Linked DNA regions of Mus musculus: regions 2, 3, 4, 5 and 6 are each linked to region 1. Evidence: chromatin loops called from intact Hi-C (ENCODE). Cell type or tissue: left cerebral cortex. All regions are shown on one strand.

Region 1 (5,000 bases):
GTGACCGATGTGGTGGTGCACACCTGAGATGCCAGAACTCCGGAGGTTGAGAGAAGGATCAGAAGTTGAAGGTTTTCAAGGTTATTCTTGGCTGTGCAGCAAGTTTTAAGTACACGAGGCACAAGAAGAGGAATAGGAGGAGTGGCTCAGTTGGTGAAGTGCTTACTGTGCAAGGGAGACGAGCGTTCAGTCGTAGGACCCATGCAGGATGCCCCAGCCCACCCCTGCCTCCAGTCTCTTCATTCTAGCACTGGGTAGAAGCAGGTTGATCCCTAGAGCTTGCCAGTCGGGGTGGTCTGCTTGGCGAACTTCCAGGCCAGTGACTCATTCTGTTTCAAACAATTAAAACAAAAGAAAAAGAAGACATCCGAGGAATAATACCATGTTTGTCTTCTAGTCTCTACACATACCTGCCTACATGTGTACACCTACATACACACAAGCACACACATATGACAGAGGCTCATCAGTCCTTCTGTTCTTGAAGTTAAATTAAGTATTTATACATATTTGTAATGAACTGTTACTTTCAACATAAAACCATCTTCAGCCACATCAAGCAACCGTGGTAGTGTTTAACGGAAAGAAAACCACAAGTGCCACACATTCTCTTTTAAGACTCTTGGTTGCGCCTTAGCAACTGCTTCACATAGCAATATAGTTACTATATAGAAAGTATGATCTAATGAAAAGAGCTAAGGAATTAACATCTGTCTTGTTCTTTTCTAGTGTATGTTATGATAGCGATTTTCTGCATAGCATCGTCAATGAGCCTGTACAACTGTCTTTCTGCATTGATTCATAGGATGCCATGTGGACAGTGCACGTACGTATCTGTTAGCCTATGATGCAATTAGTATTTCAGCTTAGTACAGGAAAAGTGAGGTGTTGCTTTAAGCCTGTATATTCAAGATTGTATTTATGCCTGTCTGAGTTTAAAGTTAATAATGTGTTTGGGATTTTTTTGTTTGTTTTGTTTTATGAGACAGGGTTTCTCGGGAGCCTAGTTGTCCTGGAACTGTCTCTGTAGACCTGGCTGGCCTCGAACTCACAGAGATCTATCTGTCTGCCTCTGCCTCCTAAGTTCAGGAACAAGGTGTGCACTACCTCAGTGCTAGGACTTAAAGGTGTGTGCCACCATGCCCAGATGTGTTTGGGATCTTTACACTGAATTCCTGAGACATGTCTAGTGTTCAGGAGCCATCTGTGGCTGGTGGCCATCAGTCTTGGAAAGCACCGCCAACAGAGGGTTTTGTTGAGGCAGTTATTATGCCTCATTGGTTTTATGTAAAAATCATGACAAGATTAATATTACAACCACTCTTTGTTAATGTTTGACACTTTTTTGTATCAAGGGAACATTTTTTATCTATAGCACAAATTAACTTTTTTTTCTTTTTCAGGATTTTGTGTTGTGGCAAAAACATTAAAGTGAGCCTGATTTTCCTTTCCGGGCTGTGCATCTCAGTTGCTGTTGTGTGGGCTGTATTTCGAAATGAGGATAGGTATGACAACTCTAACTTACTTTAAATTTAGGATGCATAGCGTTATATCTTTTCCTGAATCATATTCATTATGATTATTGTGGATTTTTTTGTTTTTATTCAAGAACATATTTTAAAACAAGGTAATTTGTTTTTTCATGAATAAGTTATTTAACAGGATCTCTGTATGAGCCCCGTTGCTAACTTATAACTCTAGCCTTAAATTTGCAGTGACTCTGTCTCCTGAGGTTACAGGCGTAGGCCACCAAACCCAGCAAATGAACAGATCTTAGGCTAGGAGTTTGAGCTCATGCAGGGAAGGAAATCAGGTTCTGCCTTAGACACCTAGACTTAAAATATGCATAGTGATGCTGTGTGGCAGTGTTGTGTCTTATAACTTCAACAGATGGTATCCCCACTGATTTCCACAATGGGCTTTTAAATGAAAAAAGCTGTCATGTTTTCATTTCTGTTACTGCAATCTGATACCCTGCCAAAAAGCAATGGCAAGGTGAAAGGGTTCATTTTAGCTCACAGTTCCGGGTGCCAGTCTTTTATAGCTGAAAAGGCGAGGCGGCAGGAGCTTGAAGCCACTGGGCACATCACATCCACAGCCGAGCGCAGAGAGAAGTGGGCGCACAGGTGCTTTCTTGTCTCAGCCTCATCTCTGCATCTGTCCAGCTCAGAAACCAACCAGGGGTCAGCGCTGCCCACATCCAGGGTATTTCCACCTTGGTTAACCCAGTTACAAAAATGCCTCACAGATATACCCAGAAGTCAATACAACCCAGCCAGCTCCTCTTTGAGGTTCTCTTCCTAGATGATTCTGATGGTGTCAGATTGACAAAACCAACCACCATCAAAGCAAAATGTAAAAGAATGTGTGGAATTTTTTGCCTTATATATTAGAAAAAGGGCTTTATGTAAGATATCTGTCCATGAGAGCAACAGTTATGGGCATTTCTCTCTTAAAAAAAATTATTTCGCAGGGCAATGGTGGGACATGCCTTTAATCCCAGCATTTGGGAGACAGAGGCAGGCGGATTTCTGGATTTGAGACCAGCCTGGTCTACAAAGTGAGTTCCAGGACATCCAGGGCTACACAGAGAAACCCTGCCTCGAAAACCCAAAAAAATTAAAAAAATAAATGATTTCAAACTGTGTGTGTGTGTGTGTGTGTCACGTGTGTACATGCCACAGCATAACTGGACAGTACTCTACAGTTCTGGACACTGGAGGCAGTTCTCTCCGTCCAGCCAGAGGGCCTAAGGAATCGAGCTCAGGGCATCAGCCTGATCACAGGTGTCTTTACTGCTGAGCCGTCAGGCCGACCCAGGTTTAACCACAGCAGGAAGGGAAACCTGGAAAAATACATAACATGATTAATGACTTATTAGTAAAGTCGTTTACCTAGAAATCTTATTATAATTACCAAAGTTATTAGGTTTATCATTGGTTGCTAGTTCTGCATGTTAGTTTCTAATAATTAAATTGTGTAGTTTTTGCTTGTGTTCGACCTGACTAGATATGAACACGAGGATGTTATTGGCAGCTGTCCGTGTAGAGGGAGACATGTAAAACTGCAAAGATTGAGGTGAATGTGTGCTTGTATCTGACAGTCCTCTGAGGGACAGTAACTGGCCGAGCAGAGAGGATATGAGGAGATAATTCATAGCCATAACCATAATGACATAACCATAATGACCTATTTATTTAACTTTCATCTGAAGATAATGGAATGAAATAATAGGTTGATCTCTCTCTCTCTCTCTTTTTAGGTGGGCTTGGATTTTACAGGATATCTTAGGAATTGCTTTCTGTCTCAACTTAATTAAAACAATGAAGTTACCCAATTTCATGGTAAAATATATTATTTTATAGAGCTGTAATTTTTTTCTTTTTAAAACAATACGATTGAGGTATAATTTGCATATAGTAAGACAAGCTCATTTCATTGACACTCTTGAAATGTTGCAGATATACGGATGACTTTTGTAACTTCCATCAGCTTGAGCTACAGGCCATTCTGCAGGCTGCAGAAAGCTTGTTCTGCTTGTTTGCACTCAGTTCTAACCCAGGCCAGGCCAGCTGAGCGTTTCTGTCAGTCATGCTCATTCCTTAAAACCTTGTGAGATGAAATATTGGGGAAGAACATTCTTTGAATCAGAGATGATCCTAAGCAAATGGGATGCAGGAAGTAAAGATTTTTTTAAATGGCATATGCAATAAAATTACACATAGTGATAACCACGAAACACCTTTTAAAATAACATTCAAATATACATTTCCATGTTCACTTGTATTTGCAAAGTCAGTTATTGCACTAGTTTAGATGTGGGAAGTTTGACCTTTTAAATTCCTTTTTCTCTGACAGTCATGCGTGATACTGCTAGGCCTTCTTCTCATCTACGATGTGTTCTTTGTCTTCATCACACCTTTCATCACAAAGGTATGACCATTTAAAATTTACGACGAAGCCTTCAAAACGATGGAACTCTTTTTCTTAAATCTGTTTGTTTGCCTTGAGACAGGGTCTCCTCAGCATAGCCCTGGCAGGAAGAGAACTCTCTATGTATAGCTGGCTGGCCTTGAACTCCCAGAGATCCGCCTGCCTCTAGATTAAAGCCGTATGTCACCATTCCCTGCACATGCAGCTCCTGACATATTTTCTTAAATATTTACTTTCCTTACATGTGTATAAGTGAATACCTGCATGTGTGCATGTTCACCTCGTGCATGCCTGGTGCTCACAGAGGCCCACAGAGAGCATTCTTTCCCCTGGCACTGTTGTTCCAGGCCTTCAGATGCCACCCATCATGGGTATTGGAATCCAGGTCCCCTGCCAGAGCAGTGGTGCTCTTAATGCTGAGCCATCTTGCCAGCCTCAAGAAGGGAACCCTAACTCTCTTCATAGACTGTTGATTTTGCAGATTTGTATTTCAGAGTGAACTTTAATTTCCTTCAGGAAATTACCTTTGAAATTGGTCTTTCAGTAGAGGGTATATTAATATACAAGCTTTCAGTTGCTTCTTAGAGGACATAAGGAACTTCTGATTAGTATAAAGGGAGAATGTCTGTAATTTTTCTTTCCTTTTAAAAGTAAAACTTTCTTACAGCCAGTGTCTACTGTGGACAGTTTAGAGAGGGAGGGGAATGTGTCATTGATACCTTCATTTCTGAGAACTAATCTGAGAAGAGCAAACATCAGCATGCCAGCTCTGCAGGCCTGGAATGTACTGTGTACCCTGGCAGCCCCTCCTGGGCTTTAGGTCCCAGTCTACTTCGAGAAGCAATGCCAGCTTTTGACATCATTAGAATTCCTTTGGCTGAAGAACTCAACTTGATCTTTGTTTTTTGTTGTTGTTTTGTTTTGTTTTGTTTTTGTTTTTTTTTTAAAAACCAAACTATTATTACTATTATTTTTTTTTGAAATGAGTTTTCTCTGTACAGTCCTGGCTGTCCTGGAACTCACTCTGTAGACCAAGCTGGCTTTGAACTCACACAGATCCACCTGTC
Region 2 (5,000 bases), 320 kb before region 1:
TTCTGAGCACCCACCGGCCAGTGAACCTCCAAACCCGTCACACTACCTTACTAAGGATCTCCTCTGTGTCTGACTGTAGTTCAGCACTTAGCTGCATGCGGGACAGGTGAGCCTGCAGCAGCAGATTGGTCTTCACATGTGGATCATTGAACTTGGGGTTATTCAGCTTGTGGGGGACCTTCTGAGCCAACTAGAACGTGAAAGAAAAAGAGCTCGTGATAAACGGAGTACCCTACCTGAGATCCACTCAGGCCAAATACACCGTGTGGTCCAGCCAGACTCTGAGGAAGGATGGAGAACTATAGTGTCGGAAGGATGTATGAGGTTGAGAGTGGTATGAGAAATGTATGAGGATATTGGTGACAGGAAGCCATGTGCTAATGAGACAAATTTTCACTCCTGAATGGTCTACTAAAGCCGATGCCCTCACCTGGCGCAGGAGGTTGTCTTCATGATGCCTGATTGGAATGTTCTCATACTCTGCTGCATTGGAAATGATCTCAATAAGTCCTCGAACCTTGGTTTTAGCATTCAGAGACATGCTGAAGAGCTCTGAAAGAAAATTAGGGAATGGGTTGGAGAGATGGCTCAGCGGTTAAGAGCACCGACTGCTCTTCTAGAGGTCCTGAGTTCAATTCCCGGCAACCACATGATGGCTCAACAACCATCTGATACCCTCTTCTGGTGTGTCTGAAGACAGCAACAGTGTACTCATATAAATAAAAATAAATAAATCTTAAAAAAAAAAAAAAAAAAAAAAAGCGGGTGTGTTGGTGCACACCTTTAATCCCAGCACTTGGGAGGCAGAGGCAGGCGGATTTCTGAGTTCGAGGCCAGCCTGGTCTACAGAGTGAGCAACAGGACAGCCAGGGCTACACAGAGAAACCCTGTCTCAAAAAAAAAAAAAAAAAAAAAAGAAAAGAAAAGAAAATAAGGGAATGTGAGAAGAGCCAACGTGGGGGAAGGGCACTGTGAGGAGCAGAATAACAATAACAAGGATCAACTGCCTGGGCTGCACTGCCGTCCTGCACTATCGTCTCTCTGACAAATGCTGGCTAGCACATCTCATCCCAACAGGCTCCAGAAGCCATGTGCCACTGGTCCTCACCAATGGTGGTGTAGTTTATGTAATAGTAGGCAGCAATCATGCCCAGGTTCAGAGGGGCCACATCCATCTCGTCCTCAATACTGATGCATTTGGACTGCTCCAGGTCACTGAGGGTCTGCTCCACCAGCTCTGACAGGTGGTCAGACAGATGACGATGGGATATCCCTGTGGAGATATAAGAGGGAAGTCTCAGGACACTGCCTCGCTAGGGCTATGAAAACCCTGGAGGGCAGTGTGTGCTCTTCAGTTCACTGACCCTGCAGGTTGTAGTAATTGGGGTTCTGTGTCATTCTGCGATACAGAAAGGTCCAGGTGAGGTAGTCCACAGCATCCTGCTTGTTCTCAATGGTCTTGGTGACAATCTCAGCATTGAAGTGGTCATGCATACAGTGGTCCAGGTGAGACTCTACTGGCAATGGCTCATACAAAAATTTTTTGAAAAAATCCTGTGGAATGGGTGAGGGAAGGCATTAAAAAGAATAAATAGCAACGTGGTAATAAAGGGTCAAGGGCAATCCATCAGGGAATGAATGGCCTTTGTATAATAGACAGAATAGCCAAACAGAAGAAACATTTAGAAAACAGTATCATATAATACAAAGCAGGAACGGGCCACGCCAAGTCACATAGATAGAGCAATAAGCAGTGCATGAAAAAAGACAACAGGTGGGAAGACATGGGTGATATCATGGAATCACCACCAGCGGCAGAAACGAGCAAAATTCTCTGTGGCTCCAGCTTATTATAAAAGTAACTGGCAGAAAGGAGTGAAAAGTTTATTTTAAAATAAAGGGACTCAAGAATCTGTTAAAAGATCAAAGTTTCCTATAACTGACCTTTTTAGAGCCCTGACACATGATGACACAGCGCCCCTCATCATCCTGCAGGGGCCGGTTGGCATGGCCCACCATCTGAAGCACATCATAGATGGGGTAATCCACATAGCTGGTGGCAGAAGAAACAAATGAAGAAACAAGTCAGGAGGCCTGCCTGCCTTCAGACACAGGGACGGAAGATGCAAAGGCAGGGAGATAAGGTCAAACTACAGCAAAACTGGACAGAAACCTGTGTGCTTAGCAATTCATTTCACTTGCTTACCCACACATTATTTTAGTTTCAGAGTGAAAGAGTCAGGAATGTATTACTCAAGGAACTTGAACCAAAGCCACAAACCCATCTAAGGGCCAGAAGCAAAATAACATCTATTAAAGGGTCAAACTTGAAGTCAAACTTAAGGTCTGTGTGTTTCTCAGGTTAAAAAGTAATCTAAAATCTAAAGCAAAAACCAGATCAGACATTTTAAACTCACAAAATTAATTTCAAAATAATCTACATTTTGGAGAAAACAATAAAGTTAAATTACTCAGGTTCTGAGAAACACTGAGCTTATTATACTTTGGGTTTTTTGTTTGTTTGTTTGTTTGTTTGTTTGTTTTTTCGAGACAGGGTTTCTCTGTGTAGCCCTGGCTGTCCTGGAACTCACTCTGTAGACCAGGCTGGCCTTAAACTCAGAAATCCACCTGCCTCTGCCTCCCAAGTGCTGATATTAAAGACATGCATCACTACTGCCCGGCCTGATCTTATACTTCTTGTCATGACGAAGATGAGAACTTGACCAACCCACTTTTCCTAATATGGGAGTGGGTTAGCAACAACCTCCTTTCTTCCCATTTATATATAAGGTCTTATCTCTCCAAACTGCTGAGAGAGATGTAAGAGCAGGTCCCGGGATCTGGAGCTCTGGCCCATGTTTAGTTTTCTATACCTGCACTTGCACATTTACATCCACTTTAGGAGGGAGATCTGTTAATGCCCACAGCAACTATACTCACGCATGGATCTTGCCATTGTAGTACTGAGTATCCATGATGATCACTAGATGAGCAGCAACATTCATGCCCCAGCAGAGACTCCGAGAAGCTACCACCACCTGGATAGCCCCTGAGCAGCGTAAGGGAGAGGAAGATTGAGGGCAGGGTTCCCACAAAGTATCTGCTTCATTGGCAGGCAGTGGCCAACCTTGTGCTACATTTCAAATATCAGACTGAGGCTGTGTAGGAACAAGGTCTGACCATAATGAAGTACTGTGAAAGGTAGCACCGCACTATTGGTGCCTTTTGCTCTGAGACTATCCTAGAAGAAACAAAGCAATTCAAGAAAACTCAAAATCCAGGGAAAGCAAAACCTTCACTGCATGGTGGATTGGCCCTCTGATGATGAAAGCTAACACCAAACCAAATGTGGCTGGTTCAGGCCATGGCAGCAAAGTCAAACTTACCCTGAACAAATCCAAACCAGGTTGATTCAGAGTCAGAGTAACAGTGACTCTGGCAGAGTTGGCTACACCAAGGCTCTGCCACAAGTGCCAGAATAGTGAAAAACACATAAAATGCCACAGGTCAACAAAGGTAGCAGGCAAGAGGCAACCAGCCAGGAGAGAATCACAAATCCACAGCCATCTCTTAAGTTCTAACCCCTCCAGTCTGGTATCTACACAGAACTTAGGTCTACTGGCCAACGGCCCAACTCCACAAAACCATGTTCTGAAATGAGACCAGCTTTTGTGCCTGTTTTCTAATCTAGCTGGGAGAAATATCTGTTCCAATGACAACAAAAGTATTTTAGAGGAATCTAATGAATTAAGACATACATTAGTCTGCTGGCATTAATAAGTTCTATTCCTTATTGAAATGACATCCACAGGAGCTAAAGGGGTCTGTAACCCTATAGGTGGGACAACAATATGAACTAACCAGTATCCCCTGAGCTCGTGTCTCTAGCTGCATATGTAGCAGAAGATGGCCTAGTCGGCCATCATTGGGAGGAGAGATCCTTGGTATTGCAAAGATTATATGACCCAGTACAGGGGAATACCAGGGCCAGGAAGCGGGATTGGGTGGGTAGGGGAGCAGGGTGGGGAGAGGGTATAAGGGAGTTTTGGGATAGCATGAATTGTAAATGAAGAAAATTCTAATAAAAAATTGTTTAAAAAAAAAAGGGGGCTGGCGAGATGGCTCAGTGGTTAAGAGTGCTGACTGCTCTTCCGAAGGTCTCGAGTTCAAATCCCAGCAACCACATGGTGGCTCACAACCATCCATAATGAGATCTGATGCCCTCTTCTGGGGCGTCTGAAGACAGCTACAGTGTGCTTACATAAAATAAATAAATAAATCTTTAGAAAGAAAGAGAGGACACCCACATCCTCGTTTGACAGCCACAGCCATGAGAGCTTTGGGTGATGAGGTTTTCTTACCGGAGCTGAAGAGCTGCTCTACCAGGCGCCTCTCCATGGGGCTCAGGCCTTCATGCAGGTAGCCCACCCCATTTAACAGGGTCTCTTTGAGTGTGCTGTCACTGAGCTTCTCCAGGTAAGGGATCAGGTCCTTCTCGGTGCAGTGCAGGAACCTGGGCAGAACAAGAACAAGCACAAGTCAGAGGCATTGCAGTCTGTGGGAGACCCCAGACTTAGTCCCTGCCCTTACCCAGGACTTCACTTAACATGATCTTCAAGCACCCACTCATCCCAGAAACTAGAGCACACCCTACCTCTGCCGCTGGATGTCTGCTGCACAGGTAGTGAGGATGTCTATTGCAGTGAGGCGGGTCTGCTTACGAGATGGGACAAAAACGATGACAGGCTTCTTGGGTGAGTGTTTGGTGATAGCATGGTACACAGGCTTGGCCATAGAGAGCAGGCGAGTCTGTGTGTGACTGATGTTGAAGCCCTGGAGACAAAGGAAAAAGACACTGAGGTTACTAGACCTGGGTACCTAGGGATCCCTGAGGCCATGGAGGAATGAAGGCTGTCCTACCTGGATGTGCAGTTCCAAAGGTACAGGGCGCACATTAGGATGGAAGTTGAAGGTGGAGGTGGCACTGCAGCCCAGCCAGT
Region 3 (5,000 bases), 170 kb after region 1:
AATTCTCCCCATTTCTTCACTTCGTGCTCTCGTCAAAGGTTCTCGCTGAGCCTAGTTTAAAAAACAATAATCTGATTTTCCAGTTAAAATTTTCCATTCATGAGCTTAAAGTACTTAAACAGAAAAAAAAAAAAAGTTTCTTGACCACCCTTCATAATTTTAAAGGCAGCATCAAAGATGAAGGCAGTTTTGTTTTTCTCAAAGTCTACTATATCAAGGGTTAGAGGAATGTGAAATAAAGAAGGAAATGTAATAACATTTCTAGAACTTTCCAAAGGAAGCCAAGAGGCCACTGGGAAGCAGAGACTATGACTGAAGCTGCTAGCTGGGAGAAAAAAAAAAAGGTGGGTAATTATTCTTACTTAATTATCACGCTGCACAGAGTCTGGAGACACTCAAAGGTTACACTCTTTGGAGAATTCACTGAGAGCTGTGTGACTCTTCTCTGTCTTTAACAGCAATTCCTAAAACTTTAACCACGCAGTTACTTCCGCAGTGACTGTGTTTGCAACACTGGAGATGAGTGCACAGAGGCCTGGTGGTGAGTGGCAGAGGCTCTCCATGGTGGTTGGTGAGAGAAGGAGCCACACAGGCCTGTCAGGTGATTATCTCCTAGCCACCTAGCCCTCCTACCACAGCTGCTTCTGTATCCACTTACAAAGATCATGTAGTGTGCTCTGTGGAAATGCAGGGCAGCATGCTGAAGCATGGGTCTCTACGCTGACTACAGATGCTTCTAGCTTTACAGAGATTTTTGTTTGTAACACTTTCTTAACTAAATGAAAGACACTTCTCATCATGGAGAAAATATTTATAAATCTTACTTCAAATAAGGGACTTAGCCAGAATATTACAAATTCATACGGCTCAGTCAAAATTGCCAGTCATTAAGTTGGCTACGATTTTGTCAAAGACAGATAAGATGGGTGTGATAGTGACTACCTATAACCTCAGCTTTTGCAGTGTAGAGGCAAAAAGGTCATGAGAGTTCAAGGTTAGTCTGGGCTCTATGAGACCATCTCAAAAAACAAAGCGAAGATAAACATAAGAGACGTCAATGTCGCCGGGCATGGTGGCGCACGCCTTTAATCCCAGCACTCAGGAGGCAGAGGCAGGTGGATTTCTGAGTTCGAGGTCAGCCTGGTCTACAAAGTGAGGTCCAGGACAGCCAGGGCTATACAGAGAAACCCTGTCTCGAAAAACCAAAAAAAAAAAAAAAAGAGACGTCAATGTCACTGGGGAAATGTACGTCACTGTAACGTTTTGGCTGGGATGCAGATATATGCTGACAGGTGTAAAGTGGGCAGCTGCACTGGGAAATGTGTTTGTTGTTTGATTTTTGTTTTAAAGTTTCTTTCCTTGTTGTTGTTGTTCTGTTTTTTCATTTGTTTGTTTTTGAAGAGGGTAGCTCTGGCTATTTTACAATTTGCTCTGTAGACCAGGCTGTCCTGAAACTCACAGAGATCTGCCTGCCTCTGCCTTCTGAGTACTGGGATTAAAGGTGTGCGCCACCATGCCAGGCTCTTTCAAAGTTTTTTTGGTTTATTTGTTTTTCAGTTTTTAAGTTTATTAACAAAATGGGCTAAAAAGAATTCCGGTCCTAAGTACTCACTCAAAAGTAAAGACACAAATGTCCACAGTAGCAGTATTCAAAATAATTCCCAAGAAGACATGCAATATCTAAGTAATCCAAATTGACAAGTGCATATGTGCAGAGACTATAATAATTAACTACACGAAGAAACAAGCTACCAATACATGCTCTAAAATAAATAAGAAAACTGCTAGGTAAGGGGTTGGAGACATGGCTTAGTGGATAAGAGCACTGGCTGCTCTTCTAGAGGACATGGGTTTGATTCCCAAGAGATGTGCTCTTCTGCCCTCTTTAGGAGCACTGACATACATTCAGGCAAAATATCCATACACATTTAAACAAAAAAACAAACAACAACAACAACAACAACAAAAAACCTAGACCAGTAGTTATCAATCTGTGGGTTCTAACCCCTCTGGGGGTTGAATATCAAATATCCTGTATATTAGATATTTGCATTATGATTCATGACAGTAGCAAATTACACTTAAGTACTAATGAAACAATCTGATCATTGGGGGTCACCACAACATGAGGAACTGTATTAAAGGGTCACAGCATTAAGAAGGCTGAGAGCCACTGAGCCAGATGAAAGCAGTCAGCTGCTAAAGACTATCTGAGAAAAGACAGTCAATGGAGACAGCAGGTTTTGGTCTGAGGCTTTAGGAGGGGTACAGGACAGGACTATATATACACAGGTAGAGTGATTCTTTGGTGTTGTGAAAATGTTTTATGATTGGATTATGTTAACAATTTCATGTACTATGTTAAGTTTTTCTTATGTATGTGGGATTTTTTTGTTTTTGTTTTTTATACAGGGTCTTTCCATGTGGTCATGGTTGTCCTGGAGCTCTCTATGTAGACCAACCTGGCCTCAAACTCACAAGAAATTGTCTGACTCCACCTCCACCTCCCCAGTGCTAGGAGTAAAGGCATGAGCCACCATTCCCTGACAGTCTGTAAACTCTTTTTTTTAATAGGTTAAAATTAAATTTTTTTATTTATTTTTAATTTTTTATTAGATATTTTTTTCATTTACATTTCAAATGCTATCCTGAAAGTCCCCAATACCCTCACCCCTAGTCTGTAAACTCTTGTTACTGACTAAATGTATGTTACAAACAGGTAAATTTTATGATATGCAAATTATACCTAAATTAAACTATTATTAAATGTATCAGACTAAAAACAAAAAGAAAACTGGGCGGTGGTGGTACATGCCTTTAATCCCAGCACTTGGGAGGCAGAGAGGGGCAGAGGCAGAGAGAGGGGCAGAGGCAGAGGCAGAGAGGGGCAGAGGCAGAGAGAGAGTGGGGCAGAGGCAGAGAGAGAATGGGGCAGAGGCAGAGAGTGGCAGAGGCAGAAGCAGAGAGGGGCAGAGGCAGAGGCAGAGAGGGGCAGAGGCAGAGGTAGAGAGGGGCAGAGGCAGAGGCAGAGAGGGGCAGAGGCAGAGGCAGAGAGGGGCAGAGGCAGAGGCAGAGGCAGAGGCAGAGGCAGAGGCAGAGAGGGGCAGAGGCAGAGGCAGAGGCACAGAGGCAGAGGTGCAGAGGCAGAGAGGCAGAGGCAGAGGCAGTCGGATTTCTGAGTTCGAGGCCAGCCTGGTCTGTAGAGTGAGTTCCAGGACAGCCAGGGCTATACAGAGAAACCCTGTCAAAAAACAAAAACAAAAACAAAAACAAAAAACAAAAAACCTTTTAAGTCTCTCTGAAAGGTGTATTCTATTGTCAAGTTTAAATGTGAGTTCATTTGGGATTTCATACCACTAAAGAGAAAAATGAACCAGTGAAGAAAATAAAACTCAATAGAACGTGAAGCACTGGTTTACAATGCAGTATAAAATGTTAAATATTATGTTCTTATAGTGTATATACACCATGCTCTCAGAGTCTACTGCTTATATCCTATATGGTTTTTATTAACTTGAAAAGGGCTGTCCTCTAATATATTTTAAACATAAGCAAGAGAATGCTGAAAATACAGAATTTTACACAGATCATATTCAAAATGCAAGGTCTATTTATTAACTAAACCTTTTTTGCATGTGTTCTCTACCCACACATGTCATAACCTGAGGGCCGCTGAGGTTTCTAGGGTGTTTACAGCACCTCAAATGACTCTACACATATGAAAGTGTTAAGTTCTTAAGACTGTCTCCAGTACAGGAAGGGGGAAAGAGGCTGTCTTCCAATTTCACTCCCTATGGAATTCTAGGCAGACGACAGCCTCTGAGCTCAGTTTTGCCTGTAAACTCACTACTCACTACCTTATGGGGCTACCTCTATAAATAAAAAATGTTGGCAAATACTTGACATGCCTTGAGTGTTTTGAGGTATTTAAACTGTATCTTAAGTAGGAACTTCATCTCTCTAATTGTAGGTGTTTAGAAAATTCTCAAACAGGCGTTGTATTCTGTTGAGCTTTCCTCAGTGTTGAAGTCATGGGCTTATTGACGCCGAGTGAGCTGATCTACAGGTATGTGCAGTACACCTGGCTACTCTAGTGAGGTTAGCCCGTGGTCCCTGAGCATTGTATTAATATGGTCTGTAAATCTGGAAAATGTGACTAAAGTACTGTTTGAAAGGTATGCATTTTGTAAGGTAGCATTTTGCTTTCCAGCCTTCATTTCTGCACTACCAAAACTGTTTTCTATTTACTTGTATGTACGTAAAAGTAAGCTGTTAGTGTTCCTGCTGTTACATAGTAGTCAAAAGGAAAGGACACTGTTAGCTGTACAAAGAAAACAAATTAAAAGTATATCATTCCATGAACATATCTTCCAAAATTAAGGCAATCAACTTTTGAGTATGTAGTTAAGGACAGAAAAAAGTAACTGATTTTAAGTGTACGAACAGAAACAAAATCATACAGACTGATCAAAAATATCATTATATGTAAAATAAATGTCAGGCTGTCGATGTTACTGACTGTACATCCTATGTAGACAAAATGACCTCCATCTACTGGGCCTTATTTCTCCATTATGAGATTGTATTTTATCCTCGTCTTTTGATGGTCACACACCAAGCAAGCACAGAAATGCATATGACTATTTCTAGCAATAATTATAAGTTGTATGACATTTTATAAACGAAAGATTCTATGGCCAACCAATCAATTTACATCATCACAGGCCTCAAAGGAAAGCAGAGAAGCCAATACCAATGGATCAGGACGGTCTCTCACCCCTTGAGCACTGTCCAGAATGCCTGTTCTGTTTGTGGAAGGCCACTGTGTCACCATCTTATACACATTTACTGTTCGTTTTACCTACCTTGCCTGCATTCAGCTCTCCTGACACGGATGCAGGGGACACATCTGCTGGCCTCTTCTGCGCCTCTGACGTGGGACACCTTTTACCTTCCACAGGTACCTTAGCATCAGAAGCTTCATGCTCACTCTTACTTTG
Region 4 (5,000 bases), 81 kb after region 1:
TTTTTAAATAGTTGTTCTTCTTCTTTGGGTTTCTCTGTTTAGCCCTGGCTGTCCTGGAGCTCACTCTGTAGACCAGGCTGGCCTCAAACTCAGAAATGTGCCACCACTGCCTGGGTTAAATAGTTTTTCTTTATGAAAGACGCAGGTTAATTTTAAATTGTCAACAAATTAGTTATGTAGACTTAGTTTGATGTCTTGTAGATTTAACTGGATGGATGGATTCATTCATTCATTCGTTCATTCATGTGTTTTTTACATACACACATGAAATGGGATGTATTTTAAAAAATGACTTTAAAGATATTCAAGTATTTAGCTGATAGCTATAAAAGAGATTACTTAAATATACTAATTTCTTCTGAAGAAAATATGAACTAATGTGGTCTTTCCAAATACTACAGATACCCACTGGTTTAAAAAAATGTCATAGTGATAAGTATTTTCAAAAGTGAGAAATGAAAATTGTGTTCTATTGGGAAGCCACATATTTGGAGATAGGGTAGGAACAAAGGTCTTATTGTCCATTAAAGTGTCCCAGATATTAGACTACAACAAATTACCACTATGTTTTCAAACATAATATAGTTAAGTATAAATCATCTTGGATCAAGAGATGCTTAAGTGGTCAGGAACCATAGGCGTAGTAAGAAAGAGAGATGGCATAAATATCACAACATAAGATAATAATAGAACACTATCTGTATGTACTGTTTGCCGTAAGGTATTCTGGGTGCTAGTCTCAGTAGGAAAGTGGATTGTGTCCTTATTTTATCCTTCCAGTGGTTCGACATGGTCTGTTTTCTTTGTCTTTTCTTCATCTTACAAAGGAAGAAGGCTCTAAGGAATCAAATGATAAAGTCAAGGAATTTTAAAATCACCTATATTTATAGCTCACTAAGATGGCTTTGTGGATCAGACCACTTGCCCACATGAGCCTGACAGCACTAGTTTTGTTCTTGGAATCCATAGTGGAAGGAGAGAATCAATTTGTACACGTTGCCCTCTGAGCTACATGATTGCTGTTGTGCACACAGCCAGCCACACACACACACACACACACACACACACACACTAATGTAAAGGCTATAACTTAAAGAAAAATTGAATATCTTATAGGAAAAATATGAAAATTTGAAAAAGAATCCAAAATCTTAGATAATGAATTTATATTCCATTATTATATAAAAGTAGAAATAAGGCATTCTGTGTCCTGGCCTAGTCCGATAAATGTAGCTCTCAATTCTTATCAAAGAAGTTTGTTTTTACATGAGTTAGGAACCTTTACCCAAAGCTACAGCTACTTAAAATGTAGAGACTAACAGGCAGTGGGATATTCAATCCCAGTTGCTACATTTACTACATAACCTGTAAAACTAAGACTGAGAACGTTTTGAAAGAGAAGAAGACGACTGTTAGGAGCCAGAGGACAGGAAGTCATCTGTGATACTGTATCTTCTAGGTAAGACAGTATGACCACACGGAATCTCAGTAATACTGCTGTCCAAACAAGCTGTAAACAGCGACAGCGCCTTTGACATTTGAATGTCACAAGCCCTGTCCCTGGATGAAGAGCTACAGGCAGTTAACTACTGCTGAGCTATGGATACTCAGTCTTCACCAGGAAGACATGCCACAGTTGGTTATGCAACACTGGGTAGTCATCCCTAGACACCAATCTCATTTTTTAAAAAATAATAAAGTAGAAATGAATTGTAAATAAGTGCTATTGCCTCCTTCCCAACTTTTTTATACTTTTTTTTTCCTTTTTTTTCTTTTTTTTTTTTTCCTTTTTTGGTATTTTTTTTTTTTTTTTTTCGAGACAGGGTTTCTCTGTATAGCCCTGGCTGTCCTGGAACTCACTCTGTAGACCAGGCTGGCCTCAAACTCAGAAATCAGCCTGCCTCTGCCTCCCAAGTGCTGGGATTAAAGGCGTGTGTCACCACGCCCGGCTTAAAATGATATATATATATTTTTAAAAAGCCATGTATAATAAATAGTTTCATGGCCGCTACTACTTGTGTTTTTAATCATATTTGCTCTGTAGATTTTACCTGGCTTTAAACTCATGATAATCCTGCTCATGCAGCCTCCCCAGAGCAAGGACGACAGCTGTTACACATCATGGTCCTCTGTTACCACCCCACCTCTCCCTCCCTCCCTCCCTCCCCACCCCCTGTGTGTGTGCCTGTGCGCGTGTGCGTGTGTATACAGTGTGCGGCCACACACACACACAGGATTCAGGTGCCACCTTTAGTCTCTGAACTTGGAGCTCACGTATCCACTGAGACTGGTTGAGAAGCAAGCTCCAGGGACCCACTTGTCTTTCTCCTTCCTAGCCCCATTCTAAGCCATAGGGTCACAGATATGTCACCGTATCTTCTTGTTTGTTTGTTTTTTAATGCAAAGGTGGTGGGGAACTGAACACAGGTTCTCACGTTCTCATAGCAAATCCTTTATCCAATCTGCCATAAGTTACATGAATCTATCTGTGGTGTGTGCACATTTGAGCATGCTGTGATGCATGTGTAGAAGTTGAAAAACAACTTGAGTTGGGTTTCTCCTTTCACCATGTAAAGCCAGAATATGGAGCTTAAGTTGTTGGGCTTTGGCAGTAAGTGCCTGTACCCACCGATCATTAGATCTCACTTAATGCAGAGAATACCCCTTTCTTAATAATTTAAAATATATGGCTATAATTACATATGTGCAGAAAAGTACTCAAAAGTTTTTTTTCAAAATTCTTAAAAGTATTGAGTATTGTGTTTGTGATGGAAACAAATCATCTTTGCTTTCTCAGTTTCTGCATTCTGATTTTCTTTTCTACTGAGGCAATTTTTTTTCCTCTTTCTGGGGTGTTTGTTTGTTTTTTGAAACAGGGTTAACTTACTCTGTAGACCAAGCTGGTCTCAACCTGCCTCTGCACCTCCTGACACCTTTGACTAGGCAATATAATTTTTATACTTAAATATAATTTTTAACAGTAACGTCCCATGATGGTGTATACGACCTGTATAAATTTAAGGGTTCTAGGGGGAGTTTGTAAGTGCTTAGAGGTTGATGGAGATACACTTACCAACTGTTTTTTCTTTATTCAATTAGGTACTAATGCATCTGCATTTGACCAGCTTATCCTTACACTGGCATGGGACAGAGTTGATATTGCCAAAAATCATGTATTTGTTTATGGACAACAGTGGCTGGTATGTAGATAATCTAAATACACACAGTTTATTTAATGCAGTTAACCACAGTGGACCCTTAATATTAACCACAGGTTTTATATCCATGGATTTAAATAACCACAGGACGAGTACTCTGTAGTCAAGTCTACTGAACATGTACACATGTTTCCTTTCTTATTCAGTAATCAATACAGTTTTAATTGCTCCTATTAAACTAAGTATCTTGAGTAATCTAGAGGTGGGATATTTGATACCACAGACAGCACACACCATTTTGTTAAAAGTTGAGCATCTGAATTTGGGTCTCTGAAGAGGATCCTTGAAATGGTCCCTACCACAAAAAGGAGTGATTGTAATAAACAGTATTTATAAGGACTGTGTTTCCACTCATATTTTACTGTCTTACCCAAGTATAAATATTAGTAAGTCATATTTCCTTAACAACTTTGTTTTTTAATAAGGTATGAATATCTGTAAAAATTCAACAGTTGTCTTGGAACTCTTGTTCTGTGTACAGAATTCATTATAACATGCCATGATGTTAGTTTAGTTTCTATGTAGTCCCTCCTATTTACTATTTATTGATGATTTATCTTTCTGCTCCTAGAAAATGTGAGTTCAAGAGTATTTTTTAATTGTGTGCTGTCCCCCACCCCTTTACACACACACACACACACACACACACACACACACACACACACACACACACACAGACAGTATGTTCATTGCCTGTAAAATGTCTGGCTAGTTTCTGTTATATGTCTGAATCCCTAGAGAGACAGGGTAAATGTGTAATTTATCAAAGAATCAAAGTAAAAGTAACATAGGTTAGAATGTAAATACTACAAGTAAGAATAAATAATAGTTTGCATGTGATGAGAGAAAATAATATATAAAAATGGGAATAATATCTATGATAAATTATAGGCTATTGTAGAAAATATATTCTTTTAAGTTTTTTTTAGTGTAACATCAAAATATTTTTCTCGTCAGAACTGAATACTGAAAAATATTTTTTTAAAAAAGCATGCTTCTGTCTTAATTTCATCATGTGCAGCTAATATGTGTGGTTACTAGGTAAATAAATGTACATTAGAGTCCATACCCTCCTCTAGGTAAGGAAAATAGGATGAATTGGAGATGGTGATATAAGATACTGTAGGGAAATTGTGGAGTTGTATGGCAAACCTCTGGGGACAGAATCAGAATATTTAAATTAGTTATTTCCAAAATAACTTTTTGTTACAAAGAGGTTTTTTTTTTTTTTTTTTTTTAAGCATCTAATGCTGAAGTATTGAACGTATAGCTGGGATGTAGTTTAGTGTGTCAAGTGTAATAGTTGAGTGTGTCTGGTATGTGGGAAGCCCTGAGTGCCACACCCAGCATGGCATAGACTGGGTGCTGCACACGCTTCTGTAGCTCCAGCACTAGAGGCGGAGCTGGAAGCAGAGACGTTTACCTTCTCAGCCAGCCTGGGCCTGGTTCTCAGGTTAATTGATGGTGGAATTCTGTAGCTCCTTTCTGCTATGCCTATTTAACATTTGTTGTCTTACAGATAGAACATTTGTGTAATGGTATTTAGGGAGTGCTGTGAAAGATATGCCTTTTTCTCCATTCTCTAGTTACTGTAGGTCACTGTTTGCATTTTTCTAATCCTGTTCCCAAATTATTTGAGAATATATAGGTATAAATTATGAGGACTTGTATTTAAGTAATTGATAGTTTAAAGATGTGAAATCTCTTTATTAATTTGATACTCTAGGTTGGATCCTTGGAACAGGCTATGCTTGATGCTCTTGTAATGGACAGAGTTTCATT
Region 5 (5,000 bases), 160 kb after region 1:
GTGGTACACGGGCAAGAACCTATCTGTGACATCTAACTTCCCAAATGGATTTCCCGAGGAACAGAGACATGCTGTAGCTCTCACTGCCATGTTGTCTGCTGGCTGGGACCCTGTCCATCCACTTGGGGCTTCTCGCCATGAGGAAAATGGAGTGAACCTCTGAACCTGTAAGCCAACTGCAATTAAATATCGTCCTTTATAAGAGTCACCATGGTCATGGTGTCTGCTCACAGCAATAGAAACTCTAACTAAGACAGATTTTGGAGACAATGCTTGCACCTTAGCACAGGCAACATTCAAATATTCTTATCTTAAAGTTAGACTTTTAAAACTGTGGCTTTTTTCCCCACTTAAAAAGTGTACTTTGGGCTAGGGAGGTGGCTCAGCATGCTCAAACAGCTGTGTGCAGCCCCAATGACCTAAGGTCAATTTCTAGATCTGAGAAGGTGGCAGGAGAAAGCTGACTTCTAAGAGCTGTCCTCTGACTGTCACACATGAGCTAAGGCACAATGCTCTGAACTCATATTTTTTTAAAAAGCATGACTTTACATTTTAACTTTCTTGACACCAGGTCTCATGAGCCCAGGCTGGCCTTAAATTCTTGGTCATTCTGCTTCCATTTTTCAAGAGCTTGAAATTATAGGTGTGTGCCCACCATGTTACAATAATTAAATTAATTTTGCTATATTTATAATTTGAGTGTTAGTTAAAAAACAACTGTATCATTTATGTGCACACGTATCTGTGCTCCACGTGTATGCCTGCTGGTCACAGATGACAGAGGAGGACACTAGATCCTGCCGGAAATGGAATCAGAGGCAGTTGTGACCTGCCATGTGGGTACTAGGAATAGAACCTGGGTCCTCTGCAAGAGTCAGTTCTCTTAACCACTGAATCTCTCTCCAGCAACTGAATGTTAATTTTGTATCTACTCATTTGTGTTAGAATTACACTGTAACATTTTCCACTTGATGTCATTTAAACTTTTGTTTCTGAAATACCATTATTTCCATGAATTTTTTGTTCCATTTATTGTGTAAGGAAACAGAATCGCATAGAATGCACATAAAGTAACAGTATAGTTATTCCACTGTCATGTCTGCCTTACTTATTTGCTGGAGAACATTCCTTAGGTTTCCTTTAAGAGACAGTATGTGCAGATTATGTAGCCATGGCAATTCCTCCATCAAATGCTACTGCACAGGCAGAGAGACCTTACCGTTTCAGGTGCACTAACAGCACAGGAGGTAATTTCCAGATTTCTATTTTCTTTAGAGAATCCCGCCGAGCTCGGCAATGGCTGCAGTAAAATCTGTTGTTATCTGTAAGCTTTTCTTCTTTGGAAAATAATCTAAGGCAGTCCTGGTGGGGAAAAAAAAGCACAAATACTCAGCGATTCACTTCCTGATGGAGTGCCTTAAAGAGGCCCTCTTCTGTAGGAATGCTGCAGCACTTATTGGGGCACCTCAATAAGGTGGGTAAGTGTCTGCTGTAAGAAGGGACACAAACAGTGTGTTGCAAGGTGCGGTGAGGAATGGGGTAGGTATGCAGAAGCTCAGGACAGCACACACAAGATCTCTGTCCTGAGTCTGGTGGATTACGGTGGACTTCCTGGAAGAAGTAAAAACTGAAGGTATCAACATAAGCTATTCTATTAGTTACACTGCTGTTGTGTGGAAATCAACATGTCTGATCCCAAGTCAGTGCATAGAAAAAATACATCTGCGCTACCATCAAATACAACTTCCTAAGTTAGCTTTCAAAACGTCTCTAAAACACAAGCATTTCAGTTTGGCTATGTGGTGAAAGGCTTGTCCACCATGCACAACGCTCTGGGTTCAGCCCTCCCAAGCAGCTTCTAGTTGCACCCAGTGACATATGCCTATCCTCCCAGCACTGCTGGGTCACGACTAGTCTGGGCTACATGGCAAGAACCATTCAAAACTCAAGGGCTAGCTATGGGTTGGAGAGATGGCTCAGCAGTTAAGAGCGCTTGCTCTTACTGAGCACTTGGGTTCAAGTCCCAGTACCCACATGGCGGTCTGCACCCACCAACTCTAGTTTCAGAGAATCTGATACCTTCTTCTGGCTTCTGTAGGTACTGTATGCAGTTGGTGCACAGACATGCTGGCAAAACACACAAAATAGCAACAAAACCCTACCAGGGCTAGGAGGGTAGCTCACCGATTTTCCTGTCAGGATGATGCACACAAATAACATTTTAGTAACACACTTTCTCTTAGATGTACCTGTAGAGTACATTTACTTGTGGATGCTAGCGGCAAAGACAAGTACATGAAGGCCTCGAAGGTGCGCGACCTCCTGCGGCAGGTGAGGCACTGCACTGTGGACTTGAACTGGCCCTGGAACAGGGCCACGATGATGGACTCGTTGAGCTGCTTGTGCTTCTGCCAGGCGTGCTCGGCCGCCTGCAGGTCATCCAGGTGCTCGTTGTTCTCTTCCTTGTGCCTCTTCCGATTGTCAGCCTGGGGGAGGACAAGTGAGTGCTGCTAGTATCTAAGGGTGTGCTGTCAACAGGTAAATGTGAAACTCAAGGAATAACACTAAACATCTTACACATTTAGCCACACTGAGGAGCTCTGATCTTGTCATTTACAAAAAAATTAATTCTACCCCAAACCCAAACCCACTTTACTGAAAGGACATGGCTTGAACTTCTTCCCTCGCCCCTTTCTCATTTTGTTTGGACAGTGTCTCATTATGTAGCCCTAGCTGTCCTAGAACTCACTATGCAGTCAGGCTGGCTTTGAACTCAGAGATCCACCTGCTTCTGCCTCCCAAATGCTGAGATTAAAAGCATAGGTCATCATGCCGGGTCTTTATAACACCTTCTGGACATATTTTTATTTAAAGTGTGTAAGACTGTAAACTGTAGACAACCCTGAGTAGTTTGTGGACTGACCCTGAGTCACAGAGACTCAGCTCTTGTTTTAAGAGTGAAGCTGCTTTTGCAGTGTGGGTGTTGACCGTAGAGACTCTAACTGGCCAAGGCACTGAGAACCAATGACTGCTGAATGCCCAGCCATAGATGGAACAGACCTGTCACCCCTAAGGCTCACAGAGGAAGAGTGGAAGGAAGAGGAGGGGGAGAGGTGCATGTAGCACAACTTCAAACTCACATCAGCTGTGATCACACACCAGGCATGGGAAGGAGGGGTGTTCATGGTCCCCACACCTCCTCTGAGGACTGACACAGTTAATGTTTCTTCAGTGACATGCCACTGAAAAGGTGCACATGTTCCAGTAACCAAACCTCCATCATGGTTTTGTGAGTATCATTAACTCACTGAATTATAAGGAAAAAAAAAGTACAAAGGAGGAAGGGGAACTAGCCAGAGTAGGGGGAGGGCAAGGAGAGTAAGGGGGTAGGCAGGCTTAAAGCTATTAGGTACATGTGAACATGTCACAAGTATACATTACTGTATCATTATACATAGTATTATGTATATCATTACATTATACATTATGTATAACACACATTAAACATTTAATATATATTCTGTATATAAAGTATACATAATTATGTTTTAAATCCATGCCATTTTTTAAAAGTTGCCACGTTTGGCTTAAAACCATTTTTTTAACCTTTATATTGAGTGTGTATATGTGAATGATATGTGTAAAGGCAGTGTCAAAAGATGCATGAGGAGCTCAGAGGACAGCTCTGTGCAGCTGGTTCTCCTTGCCTCCTTTACTCGTGTTCTGAGGATCAAAATCAGGCCATTGGGCTTGGCCTTGCCAGTGCTTTTACAATAGTGAGGCATCTTGATAGTCTCAAAAGCATGGCATTGAGAAGAACACATGTCATGTAAGGAGGAATTAGGGTTAAAATCCAGTGTGTGTGTGTGTGTGTGTGTGTGTGTGTGTGTGTGTGTGTGTGTGTGTGTGTGTGTGGTGTCTATACACACCCCTTGAGAAAAATCTCCTTAGGTAGCCCAGGCTGTCCCTGAAGTGACAATCTCCCTGCCTCAGTCTCCTGAGTACTGTGACCTTAGGTGTGAGCCACCATAACAGCTTGAAATTTATACTTATGCTCAGCTGAGAAGCATGACCTTAAAGGCTTTCTGAAGCAGCAAAAGAGAAGCTGCTATATACAGATGGAGGTGGTCCTTTCGTAAAGATACTGCTTTAATAAAAGATACATGCATGCACCACTTGCTTACCCGGAGCGATTCTTATTTTGGAAGATAAGTCTTAGAACATTTGAGTATAACACACACACACCACAAATATGCAATAATATATAAATAACAAGGATGTTCAGACTATAATTAATAAAACCATGATTTTGTTTTCATAACATGAGAGTTACAAGAACACTTCCAATAGCTATTTTACCATTTGTTAAATGTGCAGTACTTCCTATTAGTACTTGAGTAAATAACCACACACTACTTTTCAAGTCCACTGTGCACACTCCTAGTCTGAAAATCTAAAACATGGCATGCTGCCACAAGTGGAAAACTGTACTCCATGAGAAAAAAAAATCAGTAAAAAAAAATTATTCAAAAATATTGTAAAAAAAACCCACCTCACTTCAGGATATGTATATATGTAAAATAAAAATAAATTTTATGTTAAGTCTAAGATTCCAGTCCCAACATGTCTCATTCTATTTAATAAATGTAAACATTCAGTTTTGTTCTGGGGAGCTTAGCAGACTCCACACAGCACACACACACACACACACACACACACACACACACACACACACACACACACACACACACGGCACGGCACAGTGGCACAGTCCATACTCAGACACTAGTGAACAAGCATTTAAACTGCTGTGAAGATGAAGCAAGCGAAGCTGAGGATACCCCGCTCTTACCTTATTCAGATCCTCATGCAGGCCATCCATGAGGAACAGAAGCAGCTCTTGTGAATCCTGTTGGCTGGAGCCTGCAAACTGGTCATTAATCTTACCAATGGTGACTTTAAAGTCCTTTGGACTGATGTATCTATACTGTCCTGTCCAC
Region 6 (5,000 bases), 300 kb before region 1:
TATGTGAGTCCCAGAGATTGAACTCAGGCCATTAGGATTGGCGACAGGCACCTTTATCTGCTGAGTCATTTCCCTAGCCCCAAGAAAATGACTTTTAACCTGCCTGAACAGAAGCACTCAGTACATATGGTCCCAAAGGACTCTACCCAATATGGAACCAGTCACCAGAGAAGCAGATGGTCCCTTCTTACCTTGCACTGCTCTGCTTCTGTACGAAGGACTTCAGTGGAGGCAGAACCCTCGCGAAGAAACAGACCCAAAGTGTCCTTCTCCAGACACATGTCACGGATTGCCCTTGCTGTCTTCCCAGTTTCTTTTCGAGAATGGACAAACACGAGCACCTAAGAAGAATCATGCAAGAGCTAAAAGGTGCACCTTCAGCAGCTGCTCTCAGAGCACCAGGGCACCAGCTACAGGAAGCAGAAGCTGCTCCACTAGAAACAGAAGCGATGGGTTAGAAAAGTGTCTATGGCAAAAATACATGCTAGTTTGGAAAGAAGTCTAACAGGGCTGACAGTACCAAAGGGAAGCTGGGCATGGTAACTCCAGCTCTAATTCTGCACTCAAGGTCACAGCTAAATTCCAGGCTATGAGTAGGGCTACACAGAGTTTAAGCCCAGCCCAGGACACACAGGGGAAGGAATGTACCAAGGATAGTGGCACAGTCTCACAGCTAAGAAACTAAACTAACCCTAGAATTCTACATTGAACAATAAATCTAAATACACAGTGTATTGAGATTCAAAGACCTCAATCAAGAATATGGTCAGAGCCTTAGCAAGTCTAAGCTAAATAAAGGTGTATTTTCAAAATAATACCAAAACTATTACATTATTTATAAAAATATTTAAATAGTTTGAAACTAGTTCCACATTATATGAAACAGTCCTCCTGAGATCTAGTGTCCTGAAGTCCTACCCTGTCATATAAACTCCTGTGCTTTTTATCAGAAAAAAAAAATGCATAGCTTCTTACTGCCTACCTTATTTAATACTGCTAACTAAAAACTGTTATCAAAGTAACATTCAAAAAAAAAGAGAAAGAAAACAAATAAATAAGTGAACAAACGAACGAATGAAATTATATGTCGGGCAGTAGTGGCACACTACTACTAGTTAGCAGTATTAACTAAGGCAGGCAGTAAGAAGCTATGCATTTCTTTTTCTGGTTAAGAGCATTGACTGCTCTTCTGGAGGTCCTGAGTTCAAATCCCAGTAACCACATGGTGGCTCACAACCATCTGTAATGAGATCAGATGCCCTCTTCTGGTGTGTCTGAAGACAGCTACAGTTTACTTACATATAATAAATAAATCTTAAAAAAATTATTTTGTGTGTCAGAGTAGTGATCAACTCTCTCCATCACCAATTATGTTCTGGGGATCAAACTCAGGTCACCAGTCTTGGGGGCAAGCGCCGTTACCTGCAGAGCCATCTCACTGGCCTGATTTCACTAGGTTCTAATAATTTTCAGCTACAGTTTTGCTATCTTATAGACAGACTGGTTTTTCTAGTTCCACCAATTTGGGGGAGGATAGTATCAACTATGAAGTTATCATTTACGATCACAGGACTATTCAAATTATCTTTCATCTAGGCTATAGTGATAGTTGTTTTCAGGAAATGATCCAATTCTTCTAAGTTATAAGTTTATTTAGTTATTGTTAATTTTTATTTACTTTATGAAATGAATGTTTTATATGCGCATATGTCCATACAACATATATATGCCTGATGTTCACAGAGGCTAGGAGAGGTCAGATCTAGAGTTGATAGACTGGTCTGAGCTTCAATTGTCCTTTGTGAGTAGACAATGCTCTTAACCACTGAGCCATCTATCTACCCCATAAACTGGCCAGTTTATGAGTGATTGTTGACAGTATTCCATCTCCCATTTATGCAGTGATGGAAAATGCAATGAACCGGGGTCAACATGCTATGTATATGTTCTACCACTGAGTTCCATTCCAAGTCCCCAGTCATTTTTTGGATTTTTTTTGGGGGGGAGGGGAGTGGGACCATGAGGGGAATAGGGGTAGGGGGGTACCATTGTATAATCCAAACTGGCCTCCAGCTGGCTTGAGGTCCTCCTGCCTCAGCAACCTAAGCTATGGTATTAGAGGCATGTGCTGACTCTCCTAGCTCCTGACCATTTTCTTCTTCTTCTTTTTTTTAAGGTTTGTTTATTTATTTATTTATTTATTTACTATATGTAAGTACACTGTAGCTGTCTTCAGACACACCACAAGAGGGCATCAGATCTCATTATGGATGGTTATGAGCCACCATGTGGTTTGCTGGGATTTGAACTCAGGACCTTTGGAAGAGCAGTCAGTGCTCTTAACCACTGAGCCATCTCTCCAGACCCTGACCATCTTTTAAAGCAGCTGTAGTAATATAGTAACTCATATTATTTCTGATCACTGGTGAGTCATGCTATTACCTTGTCTATTAGTTTAAGTTAAAAATGGAAAAGGAGCTGGGCGTGGTGGAGCACACCTTTAATCCCAGCACTTGAGAGGCAGAGGCAGGTGGATTTCTGAGTTCAAGGCCAGCCTGGTCTACAGAGTGAGAGAGTGAGTTCCAGGACAGCCAGGGCTACACAGAGAAACCCTGTCTCGAAAAACCAAAAAAAAAAAAGGAAAAGGTTCAAGAACCATCCACAAACCTGATTTTTTCCAGCATGTTCCATGATTTTCTCATAGACTATTTCATTCATGATCTGGAAACGTTTGATAGCTTTTTTCTCTGTGATGCCCACATATGTTTGTTCCAGAGGCACGGGGCGGAAGCTAGAAGTTCAACAGTTATACAAATGAGATTTCTGGCAGAGAACACTGTGAGAGAAGTTACTTTCCATTGACCTAGAAACAATGCTTTCTAAAATACACACAGGAACCCTAAAACTCAATAGTATGCTCCTTAGAGAAGAGTAGGGAACAGGAAGACTGCCTGGGTAACAAGTTTCCAGTTTCTTTTTATACCTGTTATCAAAGTAGAAGAGGCCCTTAGCAGGGTCGACTCGCAGAAAGGTGGCCACATCTTCATAGTTGGGGAGGGTAGCACTGAGACCAATGAGTCGGACATCTTCTTGGGTCATCTCAATGTTTCGGATGGCCCTGGCCACCAAAGCTTCTAAGACAGGACCTCTGTCATCATGTAGAAGATGGATCTCATCCTAAAGAACAGAAAGATGCAAACTGTACAAGTATACAGTCTTAACATGCCGAGTAAAGACAAGAGAGGGACCCTTAAGCCAAGGAATCCTAAAGAACAAAGACAGCTTTTAGTAGAAATATACACTGAGTGTGGACTGTTTAACACTTGTGAGTGAGTCCTTTGATGATACCACAAATCTCCTTACAAATACATGACGGTTCTGACCAGGTTAGAGCAAAGAAGCCTTCCCTTGTGGGCTTTACGCACAGTAAGTTTACACCGCCAACAGCAGTGCTTCTGAGATACAGTAAGCACTGGGAGAACTGCGGATACTGTGGGCAGGCCAGGGACTCAGCACCCGTAGGAGCGGCTGTCAGAGAGCAAGGCTCTAAAAAAGAGGTGAGCAACCTTTTCTTCAAGGGCTGAACATCTGGTACCACACACGCAATACTGTAGGCTAGTGAGCCATGTAACCCTTGTTAAAAAATACTCAGTTCTGGGCTGTCAAGATGGCTCAGCAGTTAAGACCACTGTCTGCTCTTCCAAAGGTACTGAGTTCAAATCTCAGCAACCACATGGTGGCTCACAACCACCCATACTGAGATCTGATGATACCCTTTTCTGGTACATCTGAAGACAGCTACAGCGTACTTATGATAATAAATAAATCTTAAAAAAACAAAAAAACAACTCAGTTCTGCCACAGCCACAGCAGGACAATAATAGCTATAAGAAGTGCATAAACCAATCTATATAACTGTGTTCATTAAAAGAAAAACTTATAGCTATAGTTTTGCCAACTTCCACTTTGAACACAGACTATGAACTACTTTCCTGCTTTCTTAGACAGCTTAAAGAATCAAGCTGGAGGCCAGGGAGACTGCTCAAAGAGTAAAGGGACTTGGCTGCCAACCCTGACGGCTTGAGCTTGATTCATAGAGGACACGCATGGTGGAAGGGGAACTGACATCCACAAGTTTTCCTCTGACCTACACACACACACACACACACACACACACACACACACCATGCAACATCACAGAAAATAAACACATGCAATTAATTACAAAAAGCAAAAACAACAAAACAGATTCAACCGTCAGGCTCAAAGTCCACTCCCTGTAGATACTTCTATGTAAAGGGAATGCAAAGTCCCAATTCCTTACTTATCCTTTGTGACAATGGATTATTTTATAAAGAAACATTTCTATCGTCTTGGAGGACAAAATTATTTTTGTGTGTTTTCATTTGATTCAAAATATTTCATATTCTATAGAACAAGTTCCAAGATAACCAGGACTACATAGAGAGTCTTTCCCAAAAGCCAAATTAAAAAAAAAAAAAAATCAGATATAGAAAGCAATGGGGCATGTGGCAAACAGCATGCATGTCTAAGAGGCTTCCGTTACATACAGATTATGGTTTTAATGGCAACAGCAAAGCTCACAGTGACTCTTATGAAGAAAATGCACGTAGAAGAGCCTTAAGGAAAGCTAGGCATGGTGGCACACACTTTTTAATCCCAGCACTCAGGAGGCAGAGGCAGGTGGATCTCTGTGAGTTCAAGGCCAGCCTGGTCTACAAAGAGAATTCCACAACAGTCATGGTTATACAAAGAAACTCTGTCTCAAAATAGAAAATCAAAACCAAAAAGAAAAGAAAAGAAAAGAAAAGAAAAGAAAAGAAAAGAAAAGAAAGGCATTAAGAAACAGAACTAGGGGGCTGGTGAGATGGCTCAGCAGGTAAGAGCACCCGACTGCTCTTCCAAAGGTCCTGAGTTCAATGGTGGCTCACAACCATCTGTAATGAGATCTGACTCCCTTTTCTGGTGTGTCTGAAGAC

The links. Peaks named below come from ENCODE experiments on the same cell type or tissue, not always from the same donor. Only the 100,000 strongest peaks of a DNase experiment are listed, where the experiment ranks them.
Region 2: a loop joins it to region 1, with 2.6 times the contacts of the local background. A loop is called at or near these places in 4 of 42 quality-filtered maps.
Region 3: a loop joins it to region 1, with 2.2 times the contacts of the local background. A loop is called at or near these places in 3 of 42 quality-filtered maps.
Region 4: a loop joins it to region 1, with 2.4 times the contacts of the local background. A loop is called at or near these places in 5 of 42 quality-filtered maps.
Region 5: a loop joins it to region 1, with 2.0 times the contacts of the local background. A loop is called at or near these places in 4 of 42 quality-filtered maps.
Region 6: it touches region 1 in a loop (3-fold over the local background); 5 of 42 quality-filtered maps call a loop at or near these places.

Annotation. Positions count from the first base shown.
Region 1 is chr2:126,916,144-126,921,143 of GRCm38, reverse strand. It overlaps Sppl2a (signal peptide peptidase like 2A), which reads left to right. Exons shown (of 15, transcript NM_023220.2): 7 at 730-826; 8 at 1,404-1,505; 9 at 3,263-3,344; 10 at 3,859-3,933. Among named protein-coding and RNA genes, the nearest start is that of Sppl2a, 15 kb to the left of the region's middle. In left cerebral cortex, no CTCF peak of the experiment used is centred here; a DNase peak (open chromatin) is centred at 1,941.
Region 2 is chr2:127,233,013-127,238,012 of GRCm38, reverse strand. Snrnp200 (small nuclear ribonucleoprotein 200 (U5)) reads right to left here. Exons shown (of 45, transcript NM_177214.5): 32 at 4,921-5,000; 33 at 4,655-4,833; 34 at 4,362-4,513; 35 at 2,941-3,049; 36 at 1,945-2,053; 37 at 1,365-1,554; 38 at 1,109-1,273; 39 at 431-552; 40 at 47-190. Among named protein-coding and RNA genes, the nearest start is that of Ciao1, 12 kb to the left of the region's middle. In left cerebral cortex, no CTCF peak of the experiment used is centred here; no DNase peak of the experiment used is centred here.
Region 3 is chr2:126,742,547-126,747,546 of GRCm38, reverse strand. Usp8 (ubiquitin specific peptidase 8) reads right to left here. Exons shown (of 19, transcript NM_019729.3): 11 at 4,866-5,000; 12 at 1-51. Among named protein-coding and RNA genes, the nearest start is that of Usp8, 38 kb to the right of the region's middle. In left cerebral cortex, no CTCF peak of the experiment used is centred here; no DNase peak of the experiment used is centred here.
Region 4 is chr2:126,835,535-126,840,534 of GRCm38, reverse strand. Trpm7 (transient receptor potential cation channel, subfamily M, member 7) reads left to right here. Exons shown (of 39, transcript NM_021450.2): 11 at 3,100-3,200; 12 at 4,945-5,000. Among named protein-coding and RNA genes, the nearest start is that of Trpm7, 38 kb to the left of the region's middle. In left cerebral cortex, no CTCF peak of the experiment used is centred here; no DNase peak of the experiment used is centred here.
Region 5 is chr2:126,752,335-126,757,334 of GRCm38, reverse strand. Usp8 (ubiquitin specific peptidase 8) reads right to left here. Exons shown (of 19, transcript NM_019729.3): 15 at 4,853-5,000; 16 at 2,250-2,486; 17 at 1,220-1,362. Among named protein-coding and RNA genes, the nearest start is that of Usp50, 29 kb to the left of the region's middle. In left cerebral cortex, no CTCF peak of the experiment used is centred here; no DNase peak of the experiment used is centred here.
Region 6 is chr2:127,219,922-127,224,921 of GRCm38, reverse strand. Snrnp200 (small nuclear ribonucleoprotein 200 (U5)) reads right to left here. Exons shown (of 45, transcript NM_177214.5): 15 at 2,984-3,177; 16 at 2,668-2,791; 17 at 192-341. Among named protein-coding and RNA genes, the nearest start is that of Snrnp200, 14 kb to the right of the region's middle. In left cerebral cortex, a CTCF peak has its summit at 2,234 (motif pointing right); no DNase peak of the experiment used is centred here.